Regions from separate parts of the Homo sapiens genome. Here region 1 is linked to region 2. The links are chromatin loops, found by intact Hi-C in ENCODE. Cell type or tissue: Panc1. All regions are shown on one strand. Each heading gives the region's core, and the rest is flanking DNA. Links, peaks and the distances in the headings are about the cores only. Region 1 holds the start of LOC105370132 (a long non-coding RNA gene). Region 2 holds the start of LOC124903139 (a long non-coding RNA gene).

Evidence for each region. A loop is a pair of places that touch in the nucleus more often than their neighbours do. Peaks named below come from ENCODE experiments on the same cell type or tissue, not always from the same donor. Only the 100,000 strongest peaks of a DNase experiment are listed, where the experiment ranks them.
Region 1: it touches region 2 in a loop (3-fold over the local background); 93 of 110 quality-filtered maps call a loop at or near these places.

The regions. Positions count from the first base shown.
Region 1 is chr13:27,979,717-27,988,369 of GRCh38, reverse strand. All of the region lies in intron 1 of URAD (ureidoimidazoline (2-oxo-4-hydroxy-4-carboxy-5-) decarboxylase), which reads left to right. It overlaps LOC105370132 (a long non-coding RNA gene), which reads right to left and starts at 8,215. Exons shown (of 4, transcript XR_941790.2): 1 at 8,116-8,215; 2 at 7,187-7,308. In Panc1, for the core only: a CTCF peak has its summit at 3,923 (motif pointing right); a DNase peak (open chromatin) is centred at 3,908.
Region 2 is chr13:27,826,098-27,834,750 of GRCh38, reverse strand. PLUT (PDX1 associated lncRNA, upregulator of transcription) reads left to right here. Exons shown (of 5, transcript NR_047484.2): 3 at 601-730. LOC124903139 (a long non-coding RNA gene) reads right to left here and starts at 4,541. Exons shown (of 2, transcript XR_007063734.1): 1 at 4,349-4,541; 2 at 1-1,469. It also overlaps the pseudogene RNU6-73P. RefSeq lists an enhancer at 7,388-7,887. In Panc1, for the core only: CTCF peaks have their summits at 4,365, 4,626 (motif pointing left) and 7,997; DNase peaks (open chromatin) are centred at 4,664, 7,460 and 8,040; H3K4me3 peaks cover 1,181 bases.

The sequences.
Region 1 (8,653 bases), core at 460-8,459, 150 kb before region 2:
CTGTAATCCCAGCACTTTGGGAGGCTGAGATGGGAGGATCACTTGAGCCCAGGAATTTGAGACCAGTCTAGGCAACATGATGAGATCTGTTGCTACAAAAATTGCTTTTAGGCCGGGCGTGTTGGTGGCTCACGCCTGTAATCCCAGCACTTTGGGAGGCCGAGGTGGGTGGATCACAAGGTCAGGAGATCGAGACCATCCTGGCCAACATGGTGAAACCCCATCTCTACTAAAATACAAAAAATTAGCCAGGCGTGGTGGCACGTGCCTGTAGTTCCAGCTATTCGGGAGGCTGAGGCAGGAGAATCGCTTGAGCCTGGGAAGCGGAGATTGCAGTGAGCCAAAATTTCACCACTGCACTCCAGCCTGGTGGCAGAGCAAGACTATGTCTCAAAAAACAAAACAAAAAACAACAAAAAAAGTTGTTTTTAAAAATCTATCTATCTATCTATCTATCTATCTATCTATCTATCTATCATCTATCTATTTTAGTCTAATTCCTTATACTTGATGTGTTTATTGAGTTCTTTCCTTTGGAAGGTTCAGTAAGTTTCCTCAGGTCTAGTCCGTAAGAGTCAAGCACTTGTGTGGTTTAGGTCAGACATGGACTGGAAGAATGCGGTGGCTAAGGAAAGTGGCTGTTAAATATTAGAGCTTTGAGGTCACAAGGAGGAACCTAGCAAAAGACATCAGAGTGATTCGGAGGCTAAAGGCTAGGCTGAGGGCCCACCCTGTCTTAGCCACCCCATCTGGCTTGGGAATGTCCTGTATGTGACAGAGAGGACAGCTGGATACCAGACTATCTCCAGAGCCCAGGGGAAAGGGCAATCGGCTGACTTTTGTACCACAAAGGGCCAGTTTGGACTGGATGGCCGAGGAGAGTGAATTCATTCAGATCAGCAACTCCCTGAGGGATGGAGGGGAAGGAGGAGAATCTGAAGGCATCCCTCTGGAGGAAGGGAAAGAAGTTACTGATTTCTTCTGTGGAGAGAGAGAGAAAATGAGGCACTTCTTGGTGTGGGGTGAGGAGAAGAGGGGGTGACTCCGAATGACACACACAGCTTCACAGAGACCAGGCTGCCTCAGGGGCTGTCCTGGATGCTCTGTGGAGAAACCTGAAATGTACTGAAGGGGTGGCGAGGGGCAGAGAGGCCTCTGTGGACATCTGGGTGGGGAAGGAGAGCCCCTGCTCTCTTCACCAAAAAGGAGCCAACAGACGATGCCGCCTATCAGGATGGCCTTTGACAGCCAGATGGCTTCTGACCGTCATACAGACGTCTCCAAAATAAGGAGCTCCTTTTCATTCATTTGAGGCTTATCTAGGAAGAGCAGAGGATGTCATAAAATCAAATGGACAGGAATGTTGGGGCCATGTGGACACTCACCCACTTCTGGGGGCCTCTCCATAGCTGAGGACTTCAGCTCCTCCACTGGGCTTGGGGGTCATCACTGGAGCTTTCTGACCCTTGACTCACAGGGACAGCCCAGTCCCAGCCTGATGAGTGAAGGGACCACAGCCTCTCAGCTGAACTCCTGCAGGGCAGGCCGGAAGGAGCAGGAGGCCCCGGAGCCCACCCTCTCAATGTCTGACAGGAAAATAGAATAGAGGAGGCAAAATGACAGCCTCACTGGAAAGTAATTTCTTTACAGGAAAAAAAAAGAGAGGCATATCCTTTGATTGTCTTAATACCCAAAGGAGTGGTGAGGCTGAGGAGGGAGCGTGTTGAGAGAGAAAGCTAGGATCGCGTGAATAATTTAGATCTATTGTTCTTGGGTTTGGCCAGTTACTTAACACACGTTTTGGGGGCTTTCTTACTCTGTGTCTGGAACTTTGATAAAAACATAACAATTTCTCCATTTTCATCTTATTGCTCACCAACACTCCCCACAATCCAGCTGGCCAGAGGTTCTAGTTCCGGGTCAGTCCAGTCAGGGCCCTGAGCATAGTGGAGTGTGGGCAGCACTGGACGTGGGCAACCCCCGCTCCCGAGGCTTGTTTTGATGCCCCCGTGACTTGATGAAACCTCTGTCTCCTGGCTAGTGTCAGAATCCCAGATCACAGAGTGAACAGGATGTTGGGACTTAATCAAAGTTTGCTGAATGAATGCATGAAATCGTTTCCAAGGTGATACTGAAAAGTGGGAATTCTGGCATTACCCCCTTCCCCACACATTTTAACTGGGTGACTCAGTGGTAGGTCAGTGGACAAAATGGCTGGAGGGAGTTTGGGCCCCCTGGACGGTTGTTGGTGTCTGCAGTAGACACGGTTCTGGGGAGGAGCTCCCTGTGGTGGAGGCTGCTTCTCGGTTCTGCACTTGTCTGGGAGCAGCTGGGAGCCTCATTGCTGTCTGGCGGCAGCTCCTCATCTTAACATCTCAGTAACAGTAGACAAGTGATGTTATCAATGGTGACAATAACAACAACAAATAGCTAAAATGTATTGAACTTTTACTACTGGTGTGTTTCAGGCACTTTTCCAAAAACTTTGCACTTGCTAACTCATTCAATCCTCTAATATCCCTATAAAATGAGGAATAGTATTATTATTGCTCCCATTCTTACCGATGGGAAAACTGAGGCACACAGAGATTAAGTAACTTGAGCAAGGACACACTACTAGAAAGTGGCAGGACTGGAATTCTAATAACCCTGAGAGTCAACCCAACAGGTTTTGAAGGCTTTTTCCAGACAATGAGAAACAAAGTCTAGAAACAGTTTTTAGGGTTTTCATTCATTTATCCACTAATGTATTTGATTAAGATAAATGCTTGATGTCCTAGACCCCATGTTTTATTGTTTAAATAATCAAATAAAATGATCTACTTCGCAGCTTGGTGACTATAGTCAATAATAATCTATTGTATATTTGGAAATTGCCAAGAAAGTAGGCTTTTTTATTTTTTATTTTAATTGAGGTAGAGGCTCACTCTGTCACCCAAGCTAGAGTGCAGTGGCACCATCTTGGCTCACTGCATCCTCACCCTCCCGGGTTCAAGCGATTCTCCTGCCTTAGCCTCCCTCGTAGCTGGGATTACAGGCACCTGCCACCATGCCCAGCTAATTTTTCTATTTTTAGTAGAGATGGGGTTTCATCATGTTGGCCATGCTTGTCTCAAATTCCTGACCTCAAGTGATCCGCCCACCTTGGCCTCCCAAAGTGCTGGGGTTACAGACATGAGCCACCTTGCCCCACCTTCAAGAGAGTAGATTTTAAATGTTCTTACTACCAAAAAATGATAAATATGTGAGGTGATAGATATATTAAAAAGCTTGACTTCATCATTTCACAATGTATACATATATGGAAAGCATCAAGGTGCACACCATAAACATGTATAATTTTTATTTGTCAAAAAATCCAATAAAATTGCTTTTGTTTGTTTGTTTTTTTGAGATGGAGTCTTGCTCTGTCATCCAGGCTGGAGTGCAGTGGCACAATCTCAGCTCACTGCAACCTCCGCCTCCCGGGTTCAAGCGATTCTCCTGCCTCAGCCTCCGGAGTAGCCGGGATTACAGGCACACACCACCATGCCCGGCTAATTTTTGTATTTTTTAACTAGAGACGGGGTTTCACCGTGTTAGCCAGGATGGTCTCAATCTCCTGACCTTGTGATCCGCCCACCTCGGCCTCCCAAACTGCTGGGATTACTGGTGTGAGCCACCGCGCCCAGCCTTAAAATGGGATTTATTACAGTCTAGCTTTACCCTTTGAATAGTAAGAAGCAAACTGGGTGAAATAGATTATTTGAATCTAAAAAGAAGGTACCTTAGAGAGACGTTCAAGTTACAGTGGTCTACCTAGTCATGTATTTGTTTTGGTGACTGAAGAAAAACCTCCACCATTAACAGAAAACAAAACTGGGTTTCTAGACTAAGGGCGAGTCCATTTAGGTTCTGCTATGATGATTATTGGCCAGTAGGTGGCAGTCCAGGATTAATATTGAGCTCTAGTGCTATTGGGCAAAGTACCTTCTCCAGCCAATCAGTTCCCACAGATTAAAGATGAGGCAAAGGTTTTCTAGGAAAGAGAACGGACAATTAGTAAAGGGAAGAAAGTTGAAACTCACATGCACTAACTGAAGAAATTCAGGACGGATTTGTGTTATGAAATTAAAGAGCAATACAACTTTCATAAGAGTTAATTAACTGTGCATTTCCGCTGGCTATGGTGAATCACACCTGTAATCCCAGCACTTTGGGAGTCTGAGGTGGGAGGATCGCTTGAGCCCAGAAGGTTGAGGCTGCAGTGAGCCATGATTGCACCACTGCACACCAGCCTGGATGACAGAGCGAGAACCCTGTCACAAAAAAAACAAAGTGCATCTCTGTGTCTTTCAGAATTATAGTAATGCCACAATTTATTACTTTATGCTTACTAAACAACATTTTTGTTGAATGAATGGAGTTGGATACTAATAAGTTCCTTATAATACAGGCTATGAGGGTTTTGGATCAAGCTATTAAAATGTGTTTGTTTATTCAGAAAACAAAACAAAACAAAACAAAATGAAACACTCCTTACCAAAAGTGCTGTGTTGGTCAAAAAATATTCACTGAGTGCCCACTGTGCCCCAGGGATTGTTGTGGGCACTGGGAACGGGGTAGTGACCAAGACAAGTCCTTGCCTTAAATGAGCTTACATTCTAGTGAAGAGAGACAGGATTAACATTAAAAATACCATTATTTCAGGTTCTAGAAATTCCCAGAAAAAATATATGTAATATGGCAGAAAATATGTAATAAAGGTGGTCTTTCTTAGGAGGTTAATTTAAGTTTAAGACCAAAGGATGAGAAATAAGTAGCTGAAATCTAGGATGAGGCCACTCATAGAAAAGGAACCTGGCTGGGCGTGGTGGCTCATGCCTGTAATCCTAGCACTTTGGGAGGATGAGGCAGATGGATCACTTGAGGTCAGGAGTTCGAGACCAGCCTGGCCAACACGGTGAAACCCGGTCTCTACTAAAAATAGAAAATTAGCTGGGCATGGTAGCACGCACCAGTAATCCTAGCTACTCGGGAGGCTGAGGCAGGAGAATCACTTGAACCCGGAAGACGGAGGTTGCAGTGAGCCGAGATCGCACCACTGCACTCCAGCCTGGGTGACAGGATGGGACTCTGTCTCAAAAACAAAAACAAAAAAAAAGCAAAGGAACCTGAGACCAGGATGAACTCGACATTTTTGGGGCACAGAAAGATCAAGGTAGTTGGAAAATAGTAAGGAGTAGAGGGATGTGAGGAAGAGGCAGCAAGGGCCTGATCATGTAAAGCTGCTTAGGTCTAATAAGGAACTTGCTTCTCCATGTGCAATGGGTCACTGGGGTTTATGCTTTAGGATGGTGATGTGGGGGCTATGTCAGATGCAGGGGGCCAGGTCGAGGGGCCACTGCAGTAGTAAGAGTAAGAGTTGAGGTTGCTTGGACTGTGGTTGGCGCAGTAGAGATGGAGAGATGCGAATGGATTCTCAGAATAGGGCTTACAGTTAGAGTCAACAGGATTTTTTTAAATGGATTTGATGACAGAAGGCAGATCAGAAACAGAGCTGAATGGTCACTCCTAAGTTTTCAGTCTGAGCCACTGGGTGGGTGGTGGTACCATTTTCCGAGTTGAGGAAGACTTAGAGTTGAGAAGACAGGATGGAGGAAGGAGCTTGCTGAGTCTAAGATACCCAAAAATCATCCAGATGAAAATGCTGACTGCTCAGTTGCATCAAAACAGAGGAGCTTGGTGAAACACTGAGGGCTAAAGTATATCTTGCTGTCATCAAAGAATGGATGGCATTTCAAACCCTACGACTGGCTGAGGGCACTTAGTAAGTACATTGGTGTAAACAACAAAGGGATGAGATGTGGGTACTGAGTCCTGTGGTACTAGTGCTAGTGACCTATCTGGCAGAGCAAGATGAAAGTAGGCAAAGGATGTCTCTGAAGGTAAGTGGTAGTCATTTTTTTTGAGACAGAGTCTTGCTCTGTCACCCAAGTTGGAGTGCAGTGGCGCAATCTCAGCTCACTGTAACCTCCGCCTCCCGGGTTCAAGTAATTCTCCTGCCTTGAGTAGCTGGGATTATAGGCGCGTGCCACTATGCCCAGCTAATTTTTGTATTTTTAGTAGAGACGAGGTTTCACCACGTTGGTCAGGCTGGTCTCGAACTCCTGACCTGGTGATCCACCCGCCTCGGCCTCCCAAAGTGCTGGGATTACAGGCATGAGTCACTGTGCCCGGCCGTTTATAGTCATTTTTTAAGGAGAGAGGGCCAACCAGGTGACATGGTCTGGAGAGGTTGAGAAAGAAGAGGTCAGGCATTGGTCTTTGGGCTCAGGCAAGATGCCCTTAATGAGTGCAGATCAGTTGGTACAGTGGCTCGAAACGTGACAGAGTGAGCCTGGAAAGGGAGGTCAGGAAGTGGAGAGGCCAGGAGACAACTCTAAGGTCTTTTCTGTAAGGAGGAGCAGAGAAATAGGGAGAAACAAGAGAGCAACAGGGAATCAAGGGAGAACGTTAATATTGTTTATGGGATGAGGGATTCTAAGGCATGTTTGCACATTGATAAGGGTAAGTGGTGTGGGGATGGAGAAATAGATATTTGAAATTGCAGAAGCAAAGTCTTTGACAGGAAAGGAGAGCTAGCTTCAAGAACACAAATGGAGGGGTTGGCCTTCCATAGGAAGATTGTCCATCGTACCAGGGGTAAGAACATACCCAGATACCACTGGGTATGGACCAGGAGGCAGTTGGACTGTTACGGGATTCTGAGCTTCCATGGCCACAATTGCCTGCCCTGTTCCTCTCCCATAGAACAATGAGTGTCTGCTCTGTGCCAGGAATTCTTCTAGGTGTAAAGATTCAGGTCCTGTGGTCCCGGCAAATAACACACATCCACACCTACATCTCTAGACGTGACACACCAATGCTTAGGAGGTAAGTCCAGATTTTCAAGAAAGACTGAAGAACGGGCAGTACCTAGATTCCCTGAGAACCACGGGCTGTCTGACTGGCCTGCCTAGCGCCTGGGCTTCCAGGTGGGGAACACTGAGGACTGGAGGCAAGGAGATGGCACCTACTTGCCCAGTATCCAGCCTCCCACTGGGGCTTATGGGCACAGCTTAGGGATAGCATACTGGCGCTGGCAGGGAACTGGGTCCTTGCTGCAGGCCAGTGGACACATAGACACCATTCCCGATGTACTTACTCAAGGGTCCAGTGGTTTGGGGCAATGAAGATTGGATATCTGGCCAGGTGAGGTCAGGCTCTGTTTCTTCCGAGCTACCATCCTCTACCTGATTCCTCACACCTTTTTCTTGTTAGGCGCAGCTAAGAGACAGAGAGAGAGAGAGAGAGAGAGAGGAGAGAGAGAGAGAGAGAGAAGCGACTGAAACAGAGAGTAAATTCTAGTTTCTCCTTTTTAGTCTCTTTTCTTCTGCCCTTTGCTCTGCTAGTTTATCTGCGTCTTTTCTCTTCTCGCGCTGCAAGAGTGGAAAACTCGTGCTCAGTTCTAGGCAAACATTAACCCCGGGCGACGTTTCCAAGCGGGAGACAAACTCTAGAGAGTGAGAAGCGAGATGCGAGGGCACCAAGGGCAAGAAGGGGGCTCGGGGTACGCCACGTTGGCGGGACGCCGCCGCCGCCTCCCTCTGCTGCGCGGCCTGCGCGGGGAGCCTGGTGGGGGCGGCAAGACGACAGACCCCGCGCCCGGACCTCCCACCAGTGACCACCTCCCTCGCAGCTTGGGCTGATCCTCCAGACAGCATGCAACGGTGGGGAGGGAAGTCCCCTGACTGGGCGGGGGACCTAGCGGCTGCTCTGAAACTCCGAACACCTGAAGAGGAGGCGCGGAAGGTCCAGCCGCCCAAGACTCGCACTTTCCCCTCCTCCGCAGCCCGGGCAGGTTACCGTCCTGGGCCTGGGTGAGCGCGGAGGGGATCCGGGCGGGAGCTGAGCTCGGTTCCCCAGGCCTGACAAGTGGCCGCGTGGCACGACCAACCCCGGGCACAGGGCTGGGGCTGCTCCCCCAGGTGGGGAATTTAATTCTCACATTTTCGCACTACCCTGACGGAGCTGGACGCGGGAAGCGGGAAAGACCCGTTCCTGTTTGCAGTGCCCGAGGGGCAGGACACCTACCAGAAGGGCTCTATCACAGTGGTGTTAGGCCGGCTCGGTGGCTCACACCTGTAATCCCAGCACTTTAGGAGGCCGAGGCGGGAGGATCGCTTGAACCCAGGAGGCAGAGGTTGCAGTGAGCCAAGATCGCCCCACTGCACTCCATCCCGGGCGACAGAGCTGTCTTGAAAAAACACACAAAAAACAAAAAACAGTGGTGTTAGAGGGATGGGATTATAGGTGACATGACTTTCGTTTTGAACTTTCCTTAACCTTGCAGGGGCAGCCGTGCCCTGAAAACGCCTGTGATTTGGAGTAGAGGGTCCAGGCGCAGTGTGGTGAGTGACCCTAGGCAGGTCACTAGTTCTTTTTCAGCCTTCACTGAATCCTCTCTTACACGGGGATGTTACCCCCAGTTCTCCGTGTCTTTCAGGGAGAAATTAGTTCATGAGTTAGATGGTGCACTATCAATCATCCTTTTATTAGACAGAAACAATAAGTTTGAGGAAGAGGACGTCTACCTTACAGGGGGTTTAATTTTCAGCTTCTTTGAGATAAA
Region 2 (8,653 bases), core at 211-8,210:
GAGACCAGTCTGGCCAACATGGTGAAACCCTGTCTCTACTAAAAATACAAAAATTAGCAGGGTATGGTGGCATGCGCCTGAAGTCCCAGCTACTCAGGAGGCTGAGGCAGGAGAATCGCTTGAACCCAGGAGGCGGAGCTTGCAGTGAGCAGAGATCACACCACTGCACTCCAGCCTGGGCGACAAAAGCAAAACTCCATCTCAAACAAACAAACAAACAAACAAACAAAAAAACAAGTACATGGGAGGATGTTTGTAGGTTATATGCAAATTCTATGCCATTTCACAGCAGGGACTTGAGCATCCATGGATTTTGGAATCCGAAGGAGGTCCCGGAACCAATCCCTTTAGATACTGAGGGACGACTGTACATGCATGTGTATATATGAGACAACTCACTGGGGCACAAAGAGATAAGCAGCTTGCCCAAGGTCACACAGCTGTAAGTGAAGCTGCAATTTGATCTGCTTGTTTGGCTCCAGAAATCCAGGCTTTAAGTACCGTGCCGTACTGCTCATTTTCTCTTGTCCCAGATTGTAGCCTTCACTTCGCACTTTCAAGGCACAGAAGAACTTTTTCTCTTTTCTTTCTTCTTTTTAGTGTGAGCACCTACTATGAGTAAAACCTGGGCTGGTGGCTGGAGAAACATGAAGATGAGTAAGAGCCAATTCCTGTTCTTGGGGATTTAATAATATATTCAAGGGAAAAGACACAAAATAACCATTTCCAGGTAAACTCTGGTGGGGAGGGTGGGAGGAGAACCGTGGTTTGCTTTTGTGCCCAACACTTCACATTCCTTACCTCTTTCTCCCCACCGAGACCTTGAGGAGCAGCCTGAGCCAGAGGACCAGCATCCTCATCTTCTCTCCACCTCTTACTAGGGGGGTGGCTTTGGGCCAGTTTCTTACATTCTTTGGGCCACTTTAGTTTCCTTATTGAAAAATGGGGATAATAATAGTGGCTACATCTCAGTGTGATTCTGAGGAAACCAGAATTGTACATGCAGAGCACATGCACAGAACAGTGCCTGGCACAGTCAGTAATTGATCAATGTGCGCTATTGTTGTTGTGTATATTAGTTCTCCCCTGATACAGATGAGAGCTATCTCTAACTCAGAGACTTGCCACATCATTAAATTAGGAGTGAGAACTGAGCCTGGATAAGGAAGAGGAACAGGAATTCAACACAGTGAACACAGCAGGAAAGGCTTGTGCGAAGGCTCTGGGCTGGAGATGTGTAAAGCATGTCTGGAGATGGGGAAGGTCCATTGGGCCAGGAAACCACAGGCTCTGCTCTCCTGGAGCAGGTGAGGAGTGCAGCAGGCCTCAGGGTGAAAGGAAGAGGGAGAGGAGTGGCCGCGCTGTGGAAGACTTTTCGGGCGGGTGTTCATCCTGCATGTACAGGGAACCAGGAGATATTCTGAGCAGAGTGCCATCAGCCCATTCCTGTCTGGGGAGGATGATGCAACCTGTGAGAGGAGGGAGGGAGAGAGACGGAAGGTGAGGGTGGGGACCGAGCAGAAGAAATGTGGGTAACTCATACATTTGGTTGGTAGGAATGGGTTTCCAATGCCTCAGATGGGAATATGAACCTGAAATGTGTCCTGGTGACTCATGGCATCTTCCTAGATTAAAAACAAACTTTCAGAGACCACGGCTTCTGCTACAGTGTTCACCCCCTCACTGCTTAGGCCTGTGAAATGGTGATGACCCTGGATATAAGGACAAAACAGAGGAGACGAGTTCGAAGGCACTGGGAAGCCAGAGGCTGTGCTTTGAGCATTTTCCAAAGGAGAAGGGATCAGAGGGGGCTTTATCTATCACAAAAGACTTGATGCTTAGGAAGGGAACTTAAGAACCTTCAATGAGACACTATGCCTCTTTCTTTTAGAATTTTGTTTTTAATTGTGGTAACACATGCATATCACAAAGTTTACCAACTTAACCATTTGATGGACAGTTCAGTGGCATTAGGTACATTGTTGTGCAACCATCACCACCATCATCTCCAGAACTCTTTTCATCTTGCAAAACTGAAACTCCGCACCCATTAAACAGCAGCCTCATCCCCGCCACCTCCTCCAGCCCCTGGAAACCATCATTCTCCTTTTGTCTTAATGAATTTGACTGCTCTAGGTATCTCATGAGTGGAATAATACCATATTTGTCCCTTTGTGACTGGCTTATTTCACTTAGCATGATGTCTTTAAAGTCCATCCATGTTGTAGCAGGTGGTACGCATTCCTTTAATTTTAAGGCTGAATAATATGTCATTGTATGTGTATACCACATTTTGTTTATCCATTCATTCACTGATGGACATTTGGGTTATGTCCACCTTTGACTATTGTGAATAATGCTGCTATGAACACATACAAACATCTCTGCAAGTCCTTGCTTCCAATTCTTTTGCGTATATACCCTGAAGTGAAATTTCGGGATCGTATTGTAATTCTGTTTAATTTTTTAAGAAACTGTCATTCTGTTTTCCATAGCAGCTACACCATTTTACATTCCCACCAATAGTGTGCTCCAATTTCTCCACATCCTTGCCAATATAGACTTTTCTCTTTGGGCTAGCATTAAGCTATATGACCAGAACATAACAAGTAGCTGAAGAACCCATCCACCATTTACGTTTATCATTATTTTTTCCTCTGGATGAATTAAGTTAGAAAGAAAGGAGATATTGCTTTAGCTACTAGAGTTTAGCACTTAAACACTTCTTCATGAAATCCAGTTACTCTCAATCAGAGTAAAATAAAACCATGAGGGTTATTTTGAGCCAATCTTCAGGGTTTGAGGTAATGATAGTAATATTCTAAGAGTTCACATTTATATAGGACGTGTTTGTGCTTGGCACTGACCAATCACTTTCTATATATGACCTCATTGAATCCTCCCAACACCCTTAGGAGACAAGCACTATGATCACCTCCACCTGAAGATGAGAGAATTGGGGCCTAGTAAGGTTGTGGCTTGTGTAAAGATGCAGAAAGTTTGCAAGGCAGTGTCCAAGCCCAGCCTACACCATCACACTGCATTCCTACAAAAAGCCACACCCATCAATAGGTGGACATTACCTGTGCAAAAGATGTACGGACAAGAATATTTAATGCAAATGTGTTATAAAAGTTTAACATTGGGCCGGGTGTGGTGGCTCACTCCTGTAATCCCAGCACTTTGGGAGGCCGAGGCGGGCAGATCACCTGAGGTCAGGAGTTCTAGACCAGCCTGGCCAACATGGTGAAACCGCGTCTCTGTTTAAAATACAAAAATTAGCCGGGTGTGATGGAAGGTATCTGTAATGCCGGCTATTCAGGAGGCTGAGGCGGGAGAATTGCTTGAACCTGGGAGGCAGAGCTTGCAGTGAACTGAGATCATGCCACTGCACTCCAGCCTGGGTGACAGAGCCAGACTCCATCTCAAAAAAAAAAAAAAAAAAAAGTTGAACATTGGAAAAAGCTTATATGCCCATCAATAAGGGTTTGATTAAACTAATGAAGGTGCACCCATTGAAGGGAATAGTTATGCATCTGTTAGAAATTATGATGTAGATATATATTAGTTGACATGGAAAAGTGTTCAAGCTATATTGATGATCAAAAAAAAAAAGTAGTTGCAAAGCAATAAGGATGGTGTAATCCAGTGTTAGTAAACTGATATAAATTTGTATTGATACAAGTTTTGATATATAAGTTTAAAAGGCTGGAAAATTATAGAGCAAAAATATTAACAATGATCGCCTTGATGTGGGAGGATTTCTGGCAATTAAAATAATGGCATCTTCTCAATTTTCCTTACAATGTTTATATAATAGAGAATAGAATGAAAGCTTAACAACACACACCACCAACCTTTCACTAAAAGTTTCCCTTGTGCCCCAGACTGGAAATCAGCCCCACTGCATTCAAAGGTGCTGTGACTTTGGACAAGTTCCTTCTCCTCTTTGGGCCTCCTTTTTAATCTAATAATAAAAAGGCGGTTTAATTTCAAAAGTTTCTTCCAGCTCTAACGCTCCTTGATTGAATGACTCCCAATCCCGGCGGAGGTTCTTTAAAAAACGGCCTACTGGGATTTACATGTGGGTAAATGGTCTCTTCAGCCCGTTTTCTTTGATCTAAGTTAGTGCATTGCACCAGTGTTGTGTCAAATCATCCTGGGAAAAAGTAGCTTTTCCCAGAAAGACAAATTTTAACCAAAGTAGCTTTTCCCAGAAAGACAAAATTTAACCTAAGACATTAAAAAAACCAACCAAACAAACAAAAAGCACTACACACTGAACGGACTCCACAAGCCAAGCAGAAAAACAAAAAACAACGAACCACATCCCCCTTCCCACCCTTACCCCAGACTCTTAGCTTCTTTCTGAATATCGCATGTCACCTGTACACCTGAATAGTCATAGTAGCTGGCATTTATTTTTACGGATGTCCATAGAGTCACTTATAGCATTTTCTCCCACAGAAGCACAGCGAAATCACAGCCGAGCAGAGGAGGGCAAGGGAGAGGGCCGCCCCAGTCTGAGAGCTGCAGGGTCTGGCTGGAACTGCTCCCGGCCAGCGGACTTCACCCGGGCGCGGGGGCCGCACCTGCCGGGCGCGGCCTGCTCTATGGCGCCCTCTGCTGTTAGTCCGCCCCAGGCTCCGCGCCGGCCTCTCCTGGGTCCGTGGGGCCTGCGGGCTGCGGGGATCACCGAGACCCACATTCCCGTGGCCAGCAGCCTTTCGCTCTGCTCAGAGGAGAGGCAGAAGGGCATATTGCTGTTTCCCAGTCGCTTTTTACACCTGCCTTCTTCGGATAAACCCAAAAATCTTCCTTCAGAGAAGACGGCCCGTATTTCCCGTTATTTGGGGGTGGAGGTGGGGCTAAGGGCGTCATAGGGAGAGCCTTACTTTCAACATTCTGCATTATGAAACCAAGGGAGACTTTTTTTCCCAACAAGTGTGAACATTTTTTTTCAAGAGAATTAAATCGTTTATTGATTACACATGATAATGGATGACACACAAGCTTCATTCCCATCTCTAATTTTATCTGGTACCGTTATTCAATTTAGATATATTGCATAGGATGTGCCAACAATCACTTTTATCACCAATAATTCCACGATTTTGCTTGAGTAATCCCTTTTAATGGTGAACTTCAGGTCACAACAGTAACTATCAGTTCAACTACACCAAGGTTTCTGAAGACAATGGCTTCTCCGCCCAAGCAGGTTGCATATAAATTCCAAATAGAACCTGGCATCACCCTGAAGGAATTCTAACTTCACACTGTTGGGAAAATTTACCGAGATGGCTTCAGAGTAGACTAACTTTACACAGCACATTTTTTAAAAAAGACATTTATTCAGCGTCACGATCAGACTATTACATTTAGCAATCAACAGCATGGGTGAAAAAAAAATCTACATTAAAACCCTTTGTTGGAATGCTTTACACTTTCCACAGAACAGAAACTAAAATAACCTCTTATACAATTAGTCACAAATACAGTCCTCAAGTTTTTTGCCCATACACGAGTATTTGTCTAAAACATGACTTGTTTGTAGCAGCTAGGCCTTGCCACCACTGTGCTTGGCTGAGTTCACAAACCTCTTGTAACCTGTAGCTTCCTTGTCACTTCTCTGGCTCTCCCTTCCTGCTAAGCTTTGTTTACTAATTAAAATCTTCTGCCAAAGCCATAGCTGCTGCTGCTACTGGATCCACCATAGCCACCTTGGTTTCGTGGTTTGGCAAAGTATTGGCCTCCACCACCACAGGGGCCAGAGCTTCTGCCTCCAAAATTTCCTCCCTTCATGGGTCCAAAATTTGAAGACTGATTATTGTAATTGCCAAAATCATTGTAGCTTCCACTACCTCCAAAATTGCTTCCACTAAAAAATATGGAACGCTTCACGAATTTGCATGTCATCCTTGCACAGGGGCCATGCTAATCTTCTCTGTATTGTTTCAGTTTTAGTATATGTGCTGCCAAAGCTAGCACAAGTGTGAACATTGACTATGCTTCTCACATATCTTTACAGCCCCACTCTAAGGGGACTCTGTCTTGGAGAACCAACTGTTCTAGAATTTTCTAACCTGCCTCCTGCAGCCCCTCTCCCCATTTCTTCTCCTAGGGAGTCTTCCAGATGGTGCAGTTCACCTAGGAACTGCATGTCTGCTTGCTGAGGGTGTGGCAGGAGTCAAGTCACTAAACCTTTATGAGTGAATACTGTCAACCTTATACAGCCCATTCATTTCTTCACCAATTCCATCCATGTCAACTCAACAACTACTCCAGCTGACCCTGGAGCTTGGTACTGGGGATACATCTCATACAAAAGGATGCTTTCCTTCCTGTCCCAAAATGTATCAGCCCCCGAGGGATCATACACAATAGATACACAAATGGTTGCATGTAAATGCAAAGAACATGTTGCAATGAGAAAGAATAATATAGGTTGTGAGCTCACAGGAGGAACATTAAAGCTGAGCCTGCAGGATAAATAAGAATAAACCAGTGAAAAACGCTGAACCATGACTCTGAGATGGGAAGGTGGCATAAATTCCAGGAGAGGCATGTGGCTGGATCATCAGGAATGGGGAGAGCAGAAACCCCAAAGAAGGTTGGAGAATTAGGCAGAGGGCGGATTAGGTGAACCCTGGAGGGCCAAGCTAATAATTTTGAGTCAAATTACAGAGTGCAGTGGAGAGCCCCTGAATTTATTTTTAGTAATTGACATGATCTGAGGTGGGGTTTGCAAGGATCCTTCTGGCTGGTGTGACAGGAGGGAGGCAGGGTGAGGGTAGGAGCCTTGGAGCTGAAGATAGATGGGAAATTGGTTCCTGGTGGTAGCAGTCCAAGTGGCAGGAAGTCGCCAGCCGCAGAGCATGCTTTGAAGGCAGAGTGGAGGACAGGCTGGCATGTTGCCTGTGGGGCTAAGGAGGAGAGAAGTGTTATGGATAGCTTCTCCATCTCCATCCCTGACAGGCAGAACTCAGGGAAGAGCAGTTTCAGGGAGTAGCATTAACTTGCATATAAAATTATGGAGGTGAAATTAGCCTGCCAGGGCCTGCCTGAATCGGAAGCTCTGTCATAAGTGGACTGTTGATCCGTGGACACAGAAACGTTGCTGTCTAGGGAGACGCATCTGATGCCAACTGGTGTATTCATAGCACTTGATGAGGGTGTTTATTGAGTAGTACTGTTTTGATGTTTGGGATATTTAAAAAAAGAAAATTGAGAAGTGTGTTTTCATGTGACGACTTTGCATTTTAATTTTATTTTTAAATGTAAAGATTAAGGAAAACATGCATCTAACTCTGGTAGAAGAACTAAAGTGAAAATGGAACCTAGGAATGGGATAGTGGGTGGAGGAGGGAGGAGGCTTGTCCAAGCCAAGTCAGGAATTGGGCCAGATTCATTACAGTAGCCTTTGGAAATCGTAATCAAGTGACAGTCTCTCACGCTTTGGCATCAATACAGCACTACTAGGGCCATGAAGTAAGAGTAAACACCGGATGCATATGAGTCATGGCAGCTTGCACTAATCTTTGAGCAGTAATTGAGATGATCTCAATAAAGTGAGAAGACCGTAATGTAATATAACCGAGATGCCTATAATAATCGCCATGCCACCATGACAGCATCCAGTCAGCTGAGGTCGGCGACAAACAGAATCAGCCGGAGCTAAGGGGGGCAGGGGCTCAGGCCCACCTGCAGCCCACCCATCAGCACCCCTGTGTGGCAGAAGCTCTGGGGAGAGCCTTTGTCCTTTGCTAGCTCCTGGGATTTTAGGTAGGTGGGGGAGCAGGAAGGGAAGAAAGAGCAGGGACTGCTGAGTTCCAAATAAGTTCCAGGTCCCCATGGGAGCAGAGCTGCTCTTGGATGCCTGTGCGAGGTTCTCCCGGCTTTGGGGGAGCCTCCGGAGCTCCTTGGGGAGGGTCCTCCCGACTTGGGAAGGCTTCCTAGCTATGGCGGCCACGCACAGGCAGGGGGCGCTGCGACTTCACAGTTTCAAAGCCGGACTCCTATTCAGCGAACGCCTTGGTGAGTTTCCTGAGTTCTCCGAGGAGACGCTGGGAGCCTGCACACCCAGGGTGTAACTGCCAACGCCTGCAGAGAGGGAACCTCCTCGTGCCGTCCGTGGAGCCCAGAGCTGGGCTTTCCTCGGCCCACTCACCCCTGCCTGGCACTCTGTCCTAAAGCTTCCCCTCAAGGAGACAAAGACATTGACACTTTATTTTATCCTGAGCTCCTGGCTCATTGATCTCATGCTGCAAACCAAGCAAGTGGACGCGCTCCCCCTAACGGCTCTGCTCTTTAGTCATCCTTTCCTAACAAAGTGAATGGCTGGGGCTGGCTCCATCAAAACCTGCAGTAGGAAGTACCTGATTTGAGCAACTATTCATGGTAGAAGGGTGTGCAGAATGCCTTGAGCTAAGAAGGGGAACTTTCAAACAGCAGGCGTTTAACAGTTTTCCCGTCTGGAGCCAGCTGCCACCCAACCCCAATCCCACAAAGCAGCTGAAGCTCAGAGGCACGTTTCTTTTGCAGCATGGAATCGGGGCGGGTGAAGGTGGGACCTGGGTATGTGTGCATAGCAGGGGCATTTCTAAGGAACTCACGACACTGGGGATTGGTTTTTCCTTCCTGCTAAGACTGGGCT